Regions from separate parts of the Homo sapiens genome. Here region 2 is linked to region 1. The links are chromatin loops, found by intact Hi-C in ENCODE. Cell type or tissue: thyroid gland. All regions are shown on one strand. Links, peaks and the distances in the headings refer to the core of each region. The heading gives the core; the rest is flanking DNA.

Evidence for each region. A loop is a pair of places that touch in the nucleus more often than their neighbours do. Peaks named below come from ENCODE experiments on the same cell type or tissue, not always from the same donor. Only the 100,000 strongest peaks of a DNase experiment are listed, where the experiment ranks them.
Region 2: it touches region 1 in a loop (2.3-fold over the local background); 2 of 110 quality-filtered maps call a loop at or near these places.

The regions. Positions count from the first base shown.
Region 1 is chr14:55,680,375-55,688,951 of GRCh38, forward strand. KTN1 (kinectin 1) reads left to right here. Exons shown (of 44, transcript NM_001079521.2): 44 at 3,725-4,205. The coding sequence ends at 3,729. Among named protein-coding and RNA genes, the nearest start is that of KTN1, 100 kb to the left of the region's middle. In thyroid gland, for the core only: no CTCF peak of the experiment used is centred there; a DNase peak (open chromatin) is centred at 4,967; H3K27ac peaks cover 2,188 bases.
Region 2 is chr14:55,607,234-55,615,806 of GRCh38, forward strand. It overlaps KTN1 (kinectin 1), which reads left to right. Exons shown (of 44, transcript NM_001079521.2): 2 at 4,786-5,338. The coding sequence starts at 4,816. Among named protein-coding and RNA genes, the nearest start is that of KTN1, 31 kb to the left of the region's middle. In thyroid gland, for the core only: no CTCF peak of the experiment used is centred there; DNase peaks (open chromatin) are centred at 3,688, 3,938 and 5,258; H3K27ac peaks cover 529 bases.

The DNA of each region.
Region 1 (8,577 bases), core at 1-8,000:
TTTTTTTTTTCTGTTGCTACCTGGATTTTACCTGTTTTATGAATAACTTAAGTCACACTGCCTAGAGTGTAATTAGAGTATTCAGATATGCACTGAATACTTCAGATATTCTTCTTTTGAAGATATTTTCTCTAAAACAATCATGATATCCTGGAGACCCTGAGGGGCAACTCATCACTGAATTATCCCTTTCAGAACCCCTGATAATACTGTGTTGGGCTATACAAGGCCTCAGGGAGAGCTTAGGTATCCTGGAAAAGTTGGGATGGACTTCCATTTTGATCTTACAGGAGCGTTTTGTCTCACTTTAGAGTGATCATCCTCTGGCCTACCTTGACACATGCTCTCCTTCAAAATGCTAATTCAGGTCAGTTATCTCTAACATGACTTTCCATATAATAAGCCCAGCTCATTCTTCAACATATCAACAAAAGTAATTAAGCCTCAGCTCAAATCTTTTATCCTTGGTAAGCTGACTTCTCCAGTTTCCCAATGTAAAAATTCTGCCACATTTCCTCGCTTTTCCAAATTAGGAAATAACCTTGCTTCCTAGGGAAACTTCCATCGCTTCTTCCCAGGACTTCAGCCTTATTCTTTCCACTGGCTCCCTCTGTTCAGTCTTGAAAACATGCTCAGATGGCTTATTTTAACCTTGTACTTCCTTCAGGTTACCACCCTTATTTTTTTACTTTTTTACTATTTAGTATTCTTAAGAAAATACTCTCTATCTACTTATTTATTGTTATTGATTACTTTATACACTCTAGAATGGCTTTTCTTCCTGCTATTTCAATGAAATCATTTTTGCAAAAATCATTAATGATCCCTAATTGCTAGATCCAATATAGGCCCTTCTTTTGCATGTGATCAGATACTGAAAGTACTTAATGAAATATGTCAAAAATGCTGACATTAGACCTTTGTCTTATAAGGGAAGGGTTTCATTTCTAGAGAGCTTAAACAATTAAAAGATTGCCTATTACCCCTTGCCTTTCGACCTAAGCGATATTCTCTCTTTAGCATCTCATAGATGTTCTTTAATATTTTCCTTTTCTTCCTAAATACATAGTCTGCTCATTTTAAGTCTTGTGAACTATTTTTGGCTTGTCCATTGCCACATTTGTTTTAATTGTATTACACTTGAGACATATGAATCATTGATAATAACACTTTTTCTTTTTGATTTGCAGAATTATAGTAATTTATTAAAATATGTCTGTATACCCTCACAACGCAGTTGGCAGGCAGCTCCCCTCCTAACTGATAGCACAACATTCTTTTGTCAGCTGATAAACATAAGTCCAAGTTTGGCAAGTGGGTGGTTGACAGTATTATATCATGAATGATAGGCTGGATTGTTATGAAAATAGAGGCCCACCAGGCACTCTCGAACTTCTTCATTCCTTAGGCTCTACCTGGCATTGACATTGATAATTCTTCCTTGTGTACTTATGTTTTGGTTCCCGTAGCTCTTCTTTATACCCGTTAAATGTTTGTGTTACCCTCAGGTTTTTATCCTTAGCTATCATTTTTGCTACATATATTCTCCCTCCTGTATACTCTATTTAAACTGACACGAGATGATTACATTGAAAATACACATTTCTCAATCATTAGAATGTAGGTAATAGCTTAATATATCTAATGTCAAGAAACCTTTAAAAATATACACAAGTACTTATGAATTGTTTATGATAATGCTGCACATATTCAATAAAGGGAGAGTTGTTTTTAAAAACAAATATGCAAGAAATAATATGCATTGATGTAGTTTTTCTAAATCCTGATACATAGTACTTAGCGTTTCTTAGAGCTGTAGGGGTAGGTGTATTTAACTGATATCTTTAATTTGTGAAAACTTTTCTTTTGGAAATTTTTTTCCCCATTACCTATTTTTCCTCCCCCCATCAAAAAAAGAAAAGGGTACCATCCTCCGCTTTCCATTTGTGGGGAGTGGGAGATTGATTAAGATGCCTTTTATATGAATTGACAGTATTGGCATTTTATAATATACTTTTTTGTTCCCAGATATCTACTCTTTATGTTTCACATTTGCCTGGTTTCTAAGTTTTCTAGGTGTATTTCTAACCAAATCAGAAAACTTTATTATCCCAGGTTACCTTATCTTGGAACCAGTTTATAGAATCCTGTTGAGGGAGGATGATAATTTAAATAGCTGATACTTCATGAGTATGCCTGTTAGCATAAGCATGCTTCCAACATGTGGCAACTCCTTTAATCTTCACAACCACCCTGTGTGTTAGGTAGGTAGGTATTATTATTACCATGTTACAACAGACCCAAAGAGATTCTATAACTTGTCCAAGGTCATACGGCTAATAAATGGGCGAGCTGGGGTTTAAATCAAGGTAATTTGGGTACAGGGCTTGTGTTCTTAATCAGTGCTTTTCTTCTCCCTAATTCAGGCACTGTGTTCACTGATCCCTTTTGTCACTGTTTTCTTTTCTCCTCATTTTGTCTTTTTATTTTTTTTTGGCCAGCCTCTTAGAAGTTTTGTCAATCAATTCTGACTTTTTCCTAAAGTTGATATTTGGTTTGTCAGTAGCGTATTGGAGAGGCTTACAGTAGTATCCAGAAGAAATGGAGGTGAAGCTCTGTGTGTACTCTCTGTACTCCCTTTAACAAATAGATTCTTAAGTGTTTCTGAAAGAAAAAGTCCTTTTGTAGGGCTCCTGAAGTACAAGAGTTAATGCTCTGGAGAAAAACTTATCTTATTTCTACACTGAACCTTAGCTATCATATGGATCAGGTTTTCATTTTCTGTGTTTACATAGCACTTTAGAGTTTAATGTACTAGTGATCTTTTTAGACTTTCCGATCAACTGTTAATAGCCAGTGATAACTTTGCTTTTTAATTTTCCAATTGCTTCTTTCCTCTAAACTTTTTATTTCAACACATAAAGTTGAAAGAATAGTACAACACCCGTAAACCCTCCACCTGCTTCATCTCTTTCTATATGTCTACATATTTTGTTGTTAAACTAATTGAAAGTAACTTTTAGTCATTATGACATTTTATCTCTAAGTACTTTAGCACACATCTCCGAAAACAAGACATTGTTTTACCAATCAGTGGTACCATTATTACAACCAAAAAGACAAAATAGTAGTTATGTACTATCCAATATTAAACGTTTATTCACATTTTGTCAATTGTACCCAAAATAGCTTTTTAACTATTTTCCCCAAACCAGAATCCAAGGCAAAATTTAACATGTTGTGTTTTGTTAAGTCCTCTTAGTCTCTCTAATGGCTTTTGAAGTTTAATTTCTTTAGTCATCTTATCTGACTTAGAAAACTTCATATGACCTAAAAAAAAAAAAAAAAATCTATTTCTGCTCTTTTAAATTATTTATTCACTGGGGTAAGGTTGTATTCAACCCCTTTTCAGTGCTACTCACTCACTTTAGCTTTACATTCTCTTGAGTAGGACTAATAAAAATGGATTACCAGTGTTGTTGTTTTAAATGTTTTCTAACAGAATTTGGCTCACATTTAAAAGTATCTACCTAAAAGCTTGTTTCCTTTGAATCCTGAGATTTTTCTCAGTTTGATTACCATTAGTGTGAATTGCTTTGAGTCTATTTGAAAGGGCCATGCTAGATCAAATGGAATATGTACTTTTGGTGTTTGACAAATGTCTTCTGATTGCCTTCTGTTGCTTTGTTTTAAAGTGAAATTCATTCTTTCTGATCTTTTACAGAGTGAAGTAATTGGGAAACTGTTCATTTGAGGATAAAAAAGGCATTGTATTATATTTTGCCAAATTAAAGCCTTATTTATGTTTTCACCCTTTCTACTTTGTCAGAAACACTGAACAGAGTTTTGTCTTTTCTAATCCTTGTTAGACTACTGATTTAAAGAAGGAAAAAAAAAAGCCAACTCTGTAGACACCTTCAGAGTTTAGTTTTATAATAAAAACTGTTTGAATAATTAGACCTTTACATTCCTGAAGATAAACATGTAATCTTTTATCTTATTTTGCTCAATAAAATTGTTCAGAAGATCAAAGTGGTAAAGACAATGTAAAATTTAACATTTTAATACTGATGTTGTACACTGTTTTACTTAACATTTTGGGAAGTAACTGCCTCTGACTTCAACTCAAGAAAACACTTTTTTGTTGCTAATGTAATCGGTTTTTGTAATGGCGTCAGCAAATAAAAGGATGCTTATTATTCAAACTTGACTTGTTCTAATTTTTATTGAGCTTTAACAGATTTCATTAGTAGTACAGATCATTGTAATTTAGAATACAGCTATTAATTGGCAACCATTCAACAAGATAGGTTTATGTAGCCTCTGTAACCTTTCTAACTGATGCTCTGGGTCCTCTTCAGTTTGGTCCAATGTAAAGTGCCCCAGGAGTGCTGGGGTTTCAGAAAGGACAGAGCAAGCATTTAGGATTTCAGACTAAACACCCACACTTCAGGTAGAGGAGCTCTATTTTTACCATTACTATTTTTTTTTGAAGTAATAATAATTAACTGTTAGTTTTCTTTTTCAGGCACGGTTACACAGTTTACATGTGTTATCTTTTTTGTTGTTGTTGTTGTTGTTACTGTTTTTTTGATACAGAGTCTCACTCTGTTGTCCACGCAGGAGTGCATTGGCACTATCTGGGCTTACTGCAACCTCCACCTCCCGGTTCAAGCAATTCTCATGTAGCTGGGATTACAGGCGCCTGCCGCCATGCCTGGCTAATTTTTGTATTTTTAGTAGAAAGAGTTTTTCACCTTGTTGGCCAGGCTGGTCTCGAACTGCTGACCTCAAGTGATCCACCCATCCCAAAGTGCTCGGATTACCGGTGTGAGCCACTGTGCCCAGCCAATGAAAGTTTTTTTAATAATTTGTTAAAAACACTTCAGATGCTAAATAACCACTGAGAAATATCTTGTGCCATTGAGTACTAAAGTACCCATTAGGCTGCACTGTGGTCATCTTGTTATTTTTGTGCACATAACAGTCATGCTTCTGTCATGGGGCCTCTGCATTTTCTGTTCTCTGGGCTTGGAACTCTCCTCTGGTGTGTCAGCTTTGGCTTGCTCCTTCACTATGTTGAAATCTGCTTAAATGTCACCCTTCTAATTAAGTCTTTCCTGACTGTCCGCTATCCTTCTGCCCTCCCTATTCTGCCTTATTGTCTGTCATACTTGATTTCTACTCTCCTTGTTCCCACCAGTAAGTAAGCTCCACAAGGACAAGAAACATCTCTTTGGTTCTTTGCTGTATCTGTAGCCTGAGACAGTGCCTGATACTTCATTGTGCTCAACTATTTAAATGAGTGAATGGATAAAATTCATTTTTGGAGGTTGAAGATTATCTAAAGTGGTGCTTCCTTACCTTTTCACTTCACTGCACATATAGTATTTCTAAGGCATATAGAAATCAACTGAAGTGACTTCTTATGGCCAGTGAGGACTGGTGTGGGGATTCAAGCTACCTTTTTCTACCTTTGCTGCTTTCAGCAAATCCTTGGGAAATTGATCTGAAGGCCAGATACTACATCATCAGCCTCTTTCCTTTGTCCTTTCCCATTGCCTAAAGGTGCTCATGTTGCTGCCACCTGTAACGAACAAATTCTGCCTTCCAAGTTACAGTGTCTTCTTGCTACTCTTTCTCTCTTCAGAGCTAAGTTCCTCAGAATAATTGTGTAATTCTATTATTTTTTCAACCTTTCTGTATGTTTGAATTAAAAAAAATAAATTTCAAAGGACTCTGGGGACACAGTCCAGTCTCCTGTCAGTTTGTATCCCTTCCCTCAACATCTCAACCTTACAGTCATTCATCTTTTGCCTCTGAAGTAGCAGGAAGTTCATAACATTGCCTTTTCTAACTTGACAGCTGTAACTGTTAATGGTTCTTCTATGACATTATTAAAAGTTGTGTCCCTGATACTTGCATCAATCTGTCCTTTCTCACTACAGAATCACATAGGAAAATCTTATCACACTCTCAGTGATTGTTCAGATATGCAAAGATAATTCTGTGCTCTACGTTCATTCCCCTTACAGTTAAATATTCGCAGCTCCTTAGTTGCACTGAGTGATTAAAGGCCAAACTAGCCTCCTTGCCTCAATCCCCGACTGTCCACCTTCTCCCAGTATATTACAAACCTATCTCCAGGAGAGGAAGGGAGCATCAGAAGAGAAGGAATTCTGTGTCATCAAACTCAAATGGCTCTCCTTGCCACCATCACAGTCAACTGAGGCAGAAAGCCCCAAGAAAATTACACATTGAAGGAAGCTTACAGGAAGAGAATAAAGAATAGTCAGGGGCAGACTTCTTGATCCCCCAAAAGAGAAGAGAGAGACGTGGAAGGGAGGAGTGGGGATGCCTGTGAAGCCGGCCATACCCTTGGGTTTGGCGTAGGAAAACTAATTCATTTCCTGGAGGTAGTGATATTGTGTAAAGCATCGAGGCTTGAGCTGCCTTGCATGCGTTTCACTCTAGCTGCAAGAGGCTATGTGGTGTATAGCTGTGGGCAATAGCTGTGTTGCTCACAGAGTTAGAGCTAGATTTTTCATGTGTCTTGCATCCCGGGACAGAGACTGCATATGGGCACCTGCCACTTGTGGAATCTGCCCAGGATGAGATGTAGGGAGAAGCAGTTACCACCAGAAGGAGGCTGCAGTTATACCCTCGTTTGTTAAGACACGTTTGTCCCTTGACCTCATTCATTTGGGTCCCCAGAAAAGGAAGGGCAAAGGAAGAATGAAAGAAAAGACGATTCCTTGTTGACATTATTAAAGCCAGGGGGCAGATGGGAGATGGGTTATTACACTGGGTTGGACTGGACTTGTATTAACCGAAGTTACAGAACAGCTTTTGGGTCTGCTTAGGATGTGCAGAAGAGGGAGACTCCGCAAAGCAGAGTTGAAGACTATGGTTGGGAAAGGACACTAACTTGTTAGGCTGTTCTGCAACCTGGGTGGTAGATTTTTTTTTCTTGACTACATTTTTGTCATTTTTATTTTCCTAGAAAATCTGGCCATTTCATATTTGTTGGCAGAGTTCTACAAGGCAGCCAACATACCACTTGTACAACCTATCACATGCCAGATGTTTTTTAAGCAGTTACGTTAGTTCATTTAATCTTCCCTAGAATTTAACTGGCCAGGGGGTTGTGCTTTCATCATCTTCATTTTATAGATAAGGAAACTGAGGCACAGGGAGGATAATTAAATTAAGGTCTCACAGCTACTAAGTAGAGGAACCAGGTTTCCAACCTCCAACCTAAGCTGTCTGGCTTGATTGCCTTATTTATACTCATAAAAAAAATTTTTTTTATATATGTATGCATTTATAAATGTGAGTGTAATTATATAAATTACTGGAGTAATTTTTAAAATTAGACTATACATAGTCTGATAATTTTTAAATTTACTCATTTTTTTCCCTCCATTTGTTCCTGTTGTTAAGGTGCCTTCTCTCATTTTGTCTTGATTCTACTTTGCAAGGGATTGCCTACCTTTGTGGTTCTCAAAAGTATGGTTTGCAGTCCACTGGGAATCTCCAAGACCCTTTCTAGGAGTTTGCAAGGTCAAACTTAATTTTCATAATAAGACGTTATTTGCCTTTTTCACCATATTGAATCTGCGCTGAATGGTACCTCAGCAAGTGTTAAAAGCAGTGGCTTCCAATTGTTTGTTTGTTACTGTATTTACACCACTACTCATCCCAGTAAAAGTCCTACTACAATATCAAAGTCACCTAAGAATGTCTTCTGATGAGATCAGTAGTGATGGTAATGAATGTGATTTTGTGATATGTGTAATGAAGTGTGTAAACATTTGGAAGATCTGTATAACTCAGTGAACCAGTATTTTCCAAATTATCAATGCACAGTGTTACAAAGTCATGCATGGGTGAAAAATCCCTTCAAAAAGCAAGACAGGGCTGGGCGTGGTGGCAGGCGCCTGTAATCCCAGCTACTCGGGAGGCTGAGGTGAGAGAATCACTTGAACCGGGGAGGCGGAGGTTGCAGTGAGCTGAGATTGTGCCACTGCACTCCAGCCTAGGCAACAAGAGAGAAACTCCATCTCAAAAAAAAAAAAAAAAAAAAAAAAGGGCAAGACAAACCAATGGATTTTAATGTAACAGTGCAAAAAGTTCATTGATATCATTTCAGACTCCATATTGTGGTTAATCTTTAATAAATTACCACTTGAGTTTGGCTGTAGCATTAAAGAACATCCACAGTTGTCTGAAATGGCTGCCTTTTTTCCAAGGATATGTCTGTGTGAGGCCAGATTTTTTTCATATACTTCAACTAAAACAACATATCACAACAGATTGAATTCAGAAGCAGTTGCCTTCTATTAGGCCAGGAATTAAAGAGATTTACAAGGCCGGGTGCAGTGGCTCATGACTCATTACAGCACTATGGAAGGCCGGAGTGGGAGGATCCCTTGAGGAGGCCAGGAGTTCAAGAGCAGCCTAGGCAACATAGGGAGACCCCTTCCCTACAAAAAAGATTTGCAAATATGTAAAGTCATGCCACTCTTCTCATTATATCTTTTGAGTTTTGGAAAATGAAGTTATAGTTCATGAAAA
Region 2 (8,573 bases), core at 574-8,573, 73 kb before region 1:
GGAGAGCGAGTAAATAGAATTTTAAAACTATTTGATTAGTATTTGTAATACGTACTCTGACGAAACACGACTTACATATTATGCGTGTTAACTTATTATAATTTTTTTTTAGTTCTTTTAAGATAGGGCAGGAATGAAAACTCTCAATATAGAGCAGGATTTTAAACCTGGGGCCCGTGCATATTCTTCAGGGAATCCAGAAACCTGGAGATTATATGTAAAACTTAGTGAGTGTGGATACTTTTTTTCTTTGAGAAAGCGGGTCAGTATCTTTATCAGTTTCTTGAAAGATTTATGTCCGAGTGAAAGATAAAAGACAATGGTGTGGAATGTGGTTTTAAAATAGTTTGGACTTGCTTTCCTATTGTTCCATGGATATTTCTCTCCTGGTTCTCTTGACAGAGAAATCCTATTTGCCACCACTGGCTGTTTATTGCATTCAGATTGGAATCTATTATGACTTATGTGTGATGAGGTTAAAGAGGTAACTAATATTAGAAAGGGTAAGCCAGGCTAGGTGGTACATGCCTGTAGTGTAGTTCCAGCCACTTGGGAGGCTGAAGTGGGAAGACCTCTGGAGTTTGATGCTGCAATGCGCTATCATAGGGATTGTGAATAGCCAATGTGGTCCAGCCTGAGCAGTGTATATATAGAGACCCCATTTCTTAAATGTGTAAAAATACTACACATTTTTTGTGAAAACTCGGGTTGTGAGTTAGCAAAAATCACCAGTGTTATTTCTTCCATGTGTGAAAGAACAACATGAGCGTCTACATGTCTCCATGTTTTTCAACTCAACAAACATGTATTGAATTGTATACTGTGGACTTAGAAAATTTTAATGACCTGGTTCTTATTACCCAGAGCTAAATTAACTTTGTCTCAACCTCTTTACTTTTATTTTTCAGTTTTGCCTCCCTGCTTTTAAAACTTTGTCTTTGTTCTTCCCTGAATTTTCCTGTTTCATTCTCAGTTCCTTTTTGTCTCCTCTTTTTTCCTCCTCATGTAATTCTGATGCTCATGGGTAAAATGTGAATTTGAGGTATATTTATTGGTATTGTAGTATTTATTCAATAAACACTCATGTTTTGCCTTTTTAAAATAATATTTTATGAATTTATCATAAACAAAGTTTAAAACTAGAGTATTAAGGCAAATGAGACTGTCCCCATGATTCTGGCACAACTCCTTAGTACTGAACTTGCATACATAAAATGTTTTGATCATATAATTACATATGATTTTGACTTTTTAGCAGCATTGAATTGAATTTAACAAAGTTTTAGTGTTCATGGTTTTAATACCTATACTTTGAGTTGATATTTGCTGATTGAAATCATTCTGATTTTGAATGTTTTATTTCTTAGTTTTTATGTAATATTGCTGTGAACTTTTTTTTTTTTTTTTTGAGACAGAGTCTCGCCCTGTTGCCCAGGCTGGAGTGCAGTGGCGCGATCTCAGCTTACTGTCACTGCAACCTCTGCCTCCTGGGTTCAAGTGATTCTTTTGCATCAGCCTCCTGAGTAGCTGGGATTACAGGCGCGTACCACCACGCCCGGCTGATTTTTGAATTTTTAGTAGAGACGGGGTTTCACCATGTTGATCAGACTGCTCTCGAATTCCTGACCTCAAGTGATCCGCCTGCCTCGGCCTCCCAAAGTGCTGGGATTACAGGCATGAGCCACCATGCCCAGCCTGTGAACATCTTTCTATATGTTTTTTTCTTGCAAATAAATTCCTAGGGATAAAGAATTGGGATTGTTGGGTTAAAGGAATGCAAACATTTTCTTCTTTTTTATTCTTCTAAAAAAAAAAAAACAGGATACATGTGGAGAACGTGCAGGTTTATTACATAGGTATATGTGTGTCATGGTGGTTTGCTGCACCTACTGACCCATCCTGTACGTTCCCTCCTCTCAGCCCCCACCCGCAACAGGCCCTGGTGTGTGTTGTTCCCCTCTCTGTGTCCATATGTTCTCAGTGTTCCACTCCGACTTATGAGTGAGAACATGTGGTGTTTGGTGTTCTGTTCCTGTGGTAGTTTGCTGAGGATGATGGCTTCCACCTTCATCCATGTCCCTGCCGAGGACATGATCTCATTCCTTTTTATGGCTGCAGCAAACATTTTCTTGATTCTTCATCTCTTGGTGTCTAGTTAGGTTCCTCTAAATGCATAGTGAGACTCAGGTGAGCTCAAGTGAAGGTGAATTGAATTGTGTGAAGAGAGACTCCCGTGAAAATCCAGAGACAGAAAGCTTGATTCCTTCACGCCTATATATGGGACCTGGGAAAGGAAACTAGAAAATCATTAAAACATTTGAAGAATCAGTGTTTCAGAATTCTTGTGGTCTCATACCCTCTCTTCTTGAACATTTGCTACTTTTTCTTTCTATACAGGTGAATTTGCTGTGCTTGATCATAATTTCTGCTTTCCTAAAACCTAGGTTTGTACAGGGCTGCAGCTTATTCATTAGGCCTTTTTGACTTTTACCCCTTTTTTCAGCTTCTATTACTGCTGCTAAGTGCCTTAGCGTCTCTTCTTCACCAAAGCAAAAACTCGAAGCATTCCAACTCATTGTTTTGTGTTTTTTCTCCCTCGACTGCCCAGCTTTTGTTGAATAGGCTGTGTATTCTATGGATGCTATGTTTAAAAAAAAATTCTGGGCTCTTTTAAAGCATTCCTGGTTGACGAATCACACTTAATGGAGGCACAGTGAAATGTGTCTAATTTTAAAACCTGGATAGTTCATGTTAATTTGAATTATCAGGGAAACAATTCTGTATGGAGTTTCTTTTAGTATTTTGTTAGCACATGATTCCTTTTCCCCCTTAACTTGTTAAAACCTTGTCTTAGTAAATCTAGGGTATAACTAATACTATTAAAAAATTGCTTATGGAAGTATGAAATGTTACTTCAGTCATATAGATTAATAGCATGCCTGTTGAACAAACGACAGTCATTCCTTGGTATATGCAGGAGATTGGCTTCAGGACCCCTGTGTATACCTAAATCTAAGCATGCTGGAAGTCCTGGAGTACTGTGGAACCTGAGTATACAAAGTTGACCCTCCATATACTTGGGTTTCACGTCCAGCAAATACGTATTTTCAGTAACAATTGGTTAAAAAAAAAATTCATGTGTAAGTGTACCTGTGCAGTTCAAACCCGTGTTGTTACAGTTCTGGCAAAGTCTTATATTCAATAAACTCACATTTATCCAATTTAAAATCAGGTATTTTCTTAGGTGTAAAATAATTCTTAGAATAAGTTACCCGTTTAGGTAGAATTTGGTTTCTTTATCTAATCATGACATATCAAGACTCTCCAAATTGATAATTTAAAAACTTAAAAAATTCTCAGATTTATTTTTACATTAAAAGTGTAGCAATTAACTTTAATTTGCTTTATCCTAAACATGTCCTGATGTTTAATTATATCTGTATTATATACCTTGTCTTTTTCTACAACACATTTGAGATGAATAAGAATACAAGTCACTTTTATGTGGCTTATGCATGTTTGTAAGGAGCATCAATATCTAGAATCTCAACATCAGAATCATTTATACTTTGAGATTTAATTTTAGCAGAAACTACCCTTCACGTAAGTGATATGTATATTCAAGGCAGATGTTGGTAGTCAAATTACATCGCCACCCGCCCCCTTCCCGCCCCGGGCGTACTTACTGAGTCCATCTAAAAGTAGGGCTGATGTTCTGTTGATGAGGCAAAGCCTTTTATTTAGCAATTTCGGTAGGATGTTGATGGCAGCCTCGCTTTTGCTGTATAACTTGTTTTGTGCAGTATGGGGTGCCTTTAAAAAACTGAGATAAGTTCCTAACTTGTAATTTATTTCACTATTTTATTTTTTTGAGACAGAGACTTGCTCTGTTGCCCAGGCTTGGAGTGCAGTGGCAGAGTCACAGGTCACTGAAGCCTCGACTTCAAAGGCTCAGGTGATCCTCTCACCTCAGCCTGCAAGTAGCTGGGACTACAGGCTCACTTAACTACGCCCAGCTAATTTTCTTGTCTTTTTTTTTTTTTTTTTTTGTAAAGGCAGGGTTTCGCCATGTTGCCCAGGGTAGACTGGAACTCCTAGGCTCAAGTGATCCGTCTGCCTCAGCCTCCTAAAGTGGTGGGATTCAGGCATGAGCCACTGCGCTTGGTCTGTAATTTATTTTAATGCAAAATGCCACATCCTAACATTTCAATTTTAATTTTATTAGATTTTTATATCCTTGATAGATCCCACTGCATCATGAGGCTGATAGTCACTGGTGTAAAGATGCAAGCAGTTGGTGACTGGTCTTAATCTGTAAATAAACCACCTCTTTTTGCGTGTGTGTGCATTTCAGAATATGACACTTTTAATGAATGTCCATTGAGTTGGTAATAGTACCTCCTTATTTTCACGTGTAGTAGTTATCAACACTGTACAATAAACAAAAAAGTTAACTACTAATAAAGTACCAAAAGTGGATATTTCGGGAAAAGAAAGTAATGAATATTTAAATTTTTTCTCTTCAATTAGGATATTTTCACATGATTTAGAAATGGAAGGATGTTTTCTACTCCTTCTAGTTACCACTTGTCTTATTTTTCATAGTATATATGAATTGTAGTTGGCAAATAAATCAAGAATGTGATTTAAAGAACTAACCTGTTTAGATTTGTAGGTCAGGTTAGATTTGAAATGCCACTTGAAAGAGCAGCAGTTTTGACTTTAATTTTTATGAGACTGACAGGTTCTTTTTTTTTTTTTGTCCCCACCTTCTTCCCTATTTAGGTTTTATAGGATCACATTGACAAAAGTACCATGGAGTTTTATGAGTCAGCATATTTTATTGTTCTTATTCCTTCAATAGTTATTACAGTAATTTTCCTCTTCTTCTGGCTTTTCATGAAAGAAACATTATATGATGAAGTTCTTGCAAAACAGAAAAGAGAACAAAAGCTTATTCCTACCAAAACAGATAAAAAGAAAGCAGAAAAGAAAAAGAATAAAAAGAAAGAAATCCAGAATGGAAACCTCCATGAATCCGACTCTGAGAGTGTACCTCGAGACTTTAAATTATCAGATGCTTTGGCAGTAGAAGATGATCAAGTTGCACCTGTTCCATTGAATGTCGTTGAAACTTCAAGTAGTGTTAGGGAAAGAAAAAAGAAGGAAAAGAAACAAAAGCCTGTGCTTGAAGAGCAGGTCATCAAAGAAAGTGACGCATCAAAGATTCCTGGCAAAAAAGTAGAACCTGTCCCAGTTACTAAACAGCCCACCCCTCCCTCTGAAGCAGCTGCCTCGAAGAAGAAACCAGGGCAGAAGAAGTCTAAAAATGGAAGCGGTATTGTAATCTATTTAATCTATTTAATTTTATTGTATGATTTGGAGCTTGGAATTGAGATATTCTGTTAGGTACATACACAGAATGTTTAATATTGAATTTGAAACCATGATTATTCATTTCATTATGTGTTTGCTTCATTAACATTAATTGCTGGTAGAAATTAGTATTGATCATAAAATAGCACTTTAAACTTCAGGGCCTGATGCAGTGGCTCATGCCTGTAATCCTAGCACATTGGGAGGCTGAAGTGGGAGGACCCCTTGAGCCCAGGTGTTTGAGACCAGCCTGGGCAACAAAGTGAGACCTCATCTCTACAAGAAATTAAAAGAAAAAAAAAAAACCCCATACATCTTATAAATATCCAACTTTGGCTATTTTACTTAAAACCACTTAGGACCTGTAAATATCAGCAGTTACGAACTTTCTAAATGATATGGTAAGAATTAAAGGTGAAAAGCTAAAATCAGATATCATTTCTCACCCTTGATTGCTTCATTTTGCTAACATTTATCATATATCTGTTTTATGCTAGGCATTATGCTAGGTATTAGGGCTACAGAGATGAATAGTGCGTTTTCGAGGTAGTCGTGTGCTAGCTGTAGACACAGATAGGTCATTATGAAAGATTTAGTGTAATGGTCTAGATATGTCTAAACCAGTGTAGGAATTCTAAGGTAGACCACTTAAAGCAAGTAATGCCAGAAATTTTTAAAGTTTGGTTAAGTACTAGTTAGGTTTTTTGGGTGGATGGGGAGGGGAGGGAGATTCCAGGGAAAGGGGGTTGATAGGTACAATGGAAAAGCCTTGAAAATTGGCGTGGCGATGTGTGAAACTGTAAACAGTTTGTTTTATTTGAAAGGACTTGTATGTACCATTAAGTCATTTGTGTGTCTTAACTTGTAGGAGGTTATATTTGATTTTTTTTTTTTTTTTTTTGAGATGGGAGTCTCACACTCTCACCCAGGCTGGAGTGCAGTGGTGCGATCTTGGCTCAGTGTGTCCTCTGCTGCCCAAGTTCAAGTGATTCTCCTGCCTCAGCCTCCCGAGTAGCTGGAATTATAGGCGTGTATTTTTAGTAGAGATGGGGTTTCACAATATTGGCCAGAGTGGTCTCGAACTCCTGACCTCAAATGATCCGCCTGCCTTGGCCTCACAAAGTGCTGAAATTACAGGCGTGAGCCACCACGCTTGACCCGGTTGTATTGGATTTTAAATATTTGCATGTCAGCTAGGATCAAGGCATAGTAAGAACTACATGTTTTAGTTGGGGAAAAGGACACGTAAGCCAGTAAAAAAAATGTGGTTTATGTAGGAGATAGAGAAAGTATAGAGGAAATATAGAAGCTAAAGCAACTACTGCTTATGCTGGGCTGAAAGGCTTTACAGGGGAGGCAGTTCCTGAGCATTGAATCGCTTCATCAAGCAGATAGTGGGGTCTCATTACTCATTGGCAGAATATCATGTAAAGGCACAGAGCTGCAAGAGTACAGTGTATTATTGAGCCATACAACGTGAGGTATAGAGAGTGGTAGGGAACAGAGCTGAAAAGATAGCAGTGGCTAGATCATGGTGGTTTTTGGATACTGTGCCAGGGAGCTAGGACTTCTTAGGTTAGCCATTGTTGAAGATTTTCAAGCAGTTTAGTTACATGGTCATATTTCTGTTTTAGAAAGATTTTTTTGGCAGAGCTAGCAAGAACAGATTTCATGGGGCAGTATTTGATGCCGGCAGACTAGTTAAGAGGTTATTTTAGTTTTCTAAAATTAAGATGTAGGCCTGAACTATGGTAGTGACAGAAGAAACAAAGTTGAGAAGTATGCAAAGTAAGAATGACACGAATAACCTCACTATATAGAGGTGTGGCAGATAAAGGAGAAGATAGGATTAAAGCTGATCTCCCAAGTTCTGAGTTAGGTTGGGGTTGGCAAACTGCAACCTGTGAGCCGCATGTAGCCCACTTCCTTTTTTTATGCCCATGAACCAAGAACACTTTTTGCATTTTAAATGGTTGGGAAATAGAATAATATTTTGAGAAATGTAAAAATGTAAAAAAAAGTCAAAATCTCAGTACTCATAAAGTGTTTTTATATGCAGCTACATTCATTCACTCATTCATAATATGTTTATGACTGGCTTTCATGCTGCAGTGGCAGACTTGAATAGTTGTACCAGAGACCATATGTCCTATAAGGTCTAAAGTTTTTACTACGTGGCCCTTTGCAGAAAAAGTTTGCCAACTTGTGCTTGGCAGATGGTTGGTAGCACTAAAATAGGTAATACTGGAGAGAGACTAGATGTGAATTGAGAAGAGAACACTTCCAGTTTGTGTTTCCAATGCCTGTGGGGCCATCTACGTAGAGCAACTCAGGATGCAGTAGGGTATGTAAATGTAGAAAAGTAGATTCAGAAGCCTTAAGCGTGAAGGTAGTAGAAGGCATGGGAGTAGATAGCTCATCCAAGGGAAGTATTTTAATTGAAGCCCCAACCCTGAGAACAAGCAGTATTCAGTAGAAGCAGTTCCCAAAGGATACCGCAAAGGAATATTTCAAGTGTAAGAAGAGAATTATCATGGGAACTGATAGGAGATAATTTATTTTATTTATTTTTATTGTGGCAAATTACAGCATGAAATTTACTATTTTAACAACTTTTAAGTGTGTAGTTTTGTGGTGGTAAGTACATTCACATTCTTATATAATCATCACCACTAGCCAAGTCCAGAACTCTTTCATCTTTTCCAAATGAAACTCTGTACGCATTATACACTAATTCCCCATTCTGCCTGCCTCCCCCTTTTCCCCCGTCCCTCCCCCTTCCCCCATATCTTGACAATTACCCTTCTACTTTCTGTCTTTATGAATTTGACTACTCTGGGAATGTCATATAAGTGAAATTATACGATATTTATCTTTTTGTCACTGCCATATTTTACTTAGCATAATGGAGAGGAGATAATTTTAAGAAAGGGGTAGAGACCAAAAGTATAAAATGCCAAAGAGTAGTCAAATAAGGAGTAATGAGTATTTGTAGAATATGGCATTTGGGACACTGGGGGATCTGAGTTAATCCTTTCGTGGAATGAAAGAGATAAAAATCAGGTTGCAATTAGCTGAGGAATGATTGGTAGAAAAGGAACTAAGAGTATTTTGTCAATATGTAAGGAAATGGATGTGGGATGCTGGGAATTATGGTGATGGGGAAGGGTTTTCTCTTCCTTCCCTTCCCTTCCTTC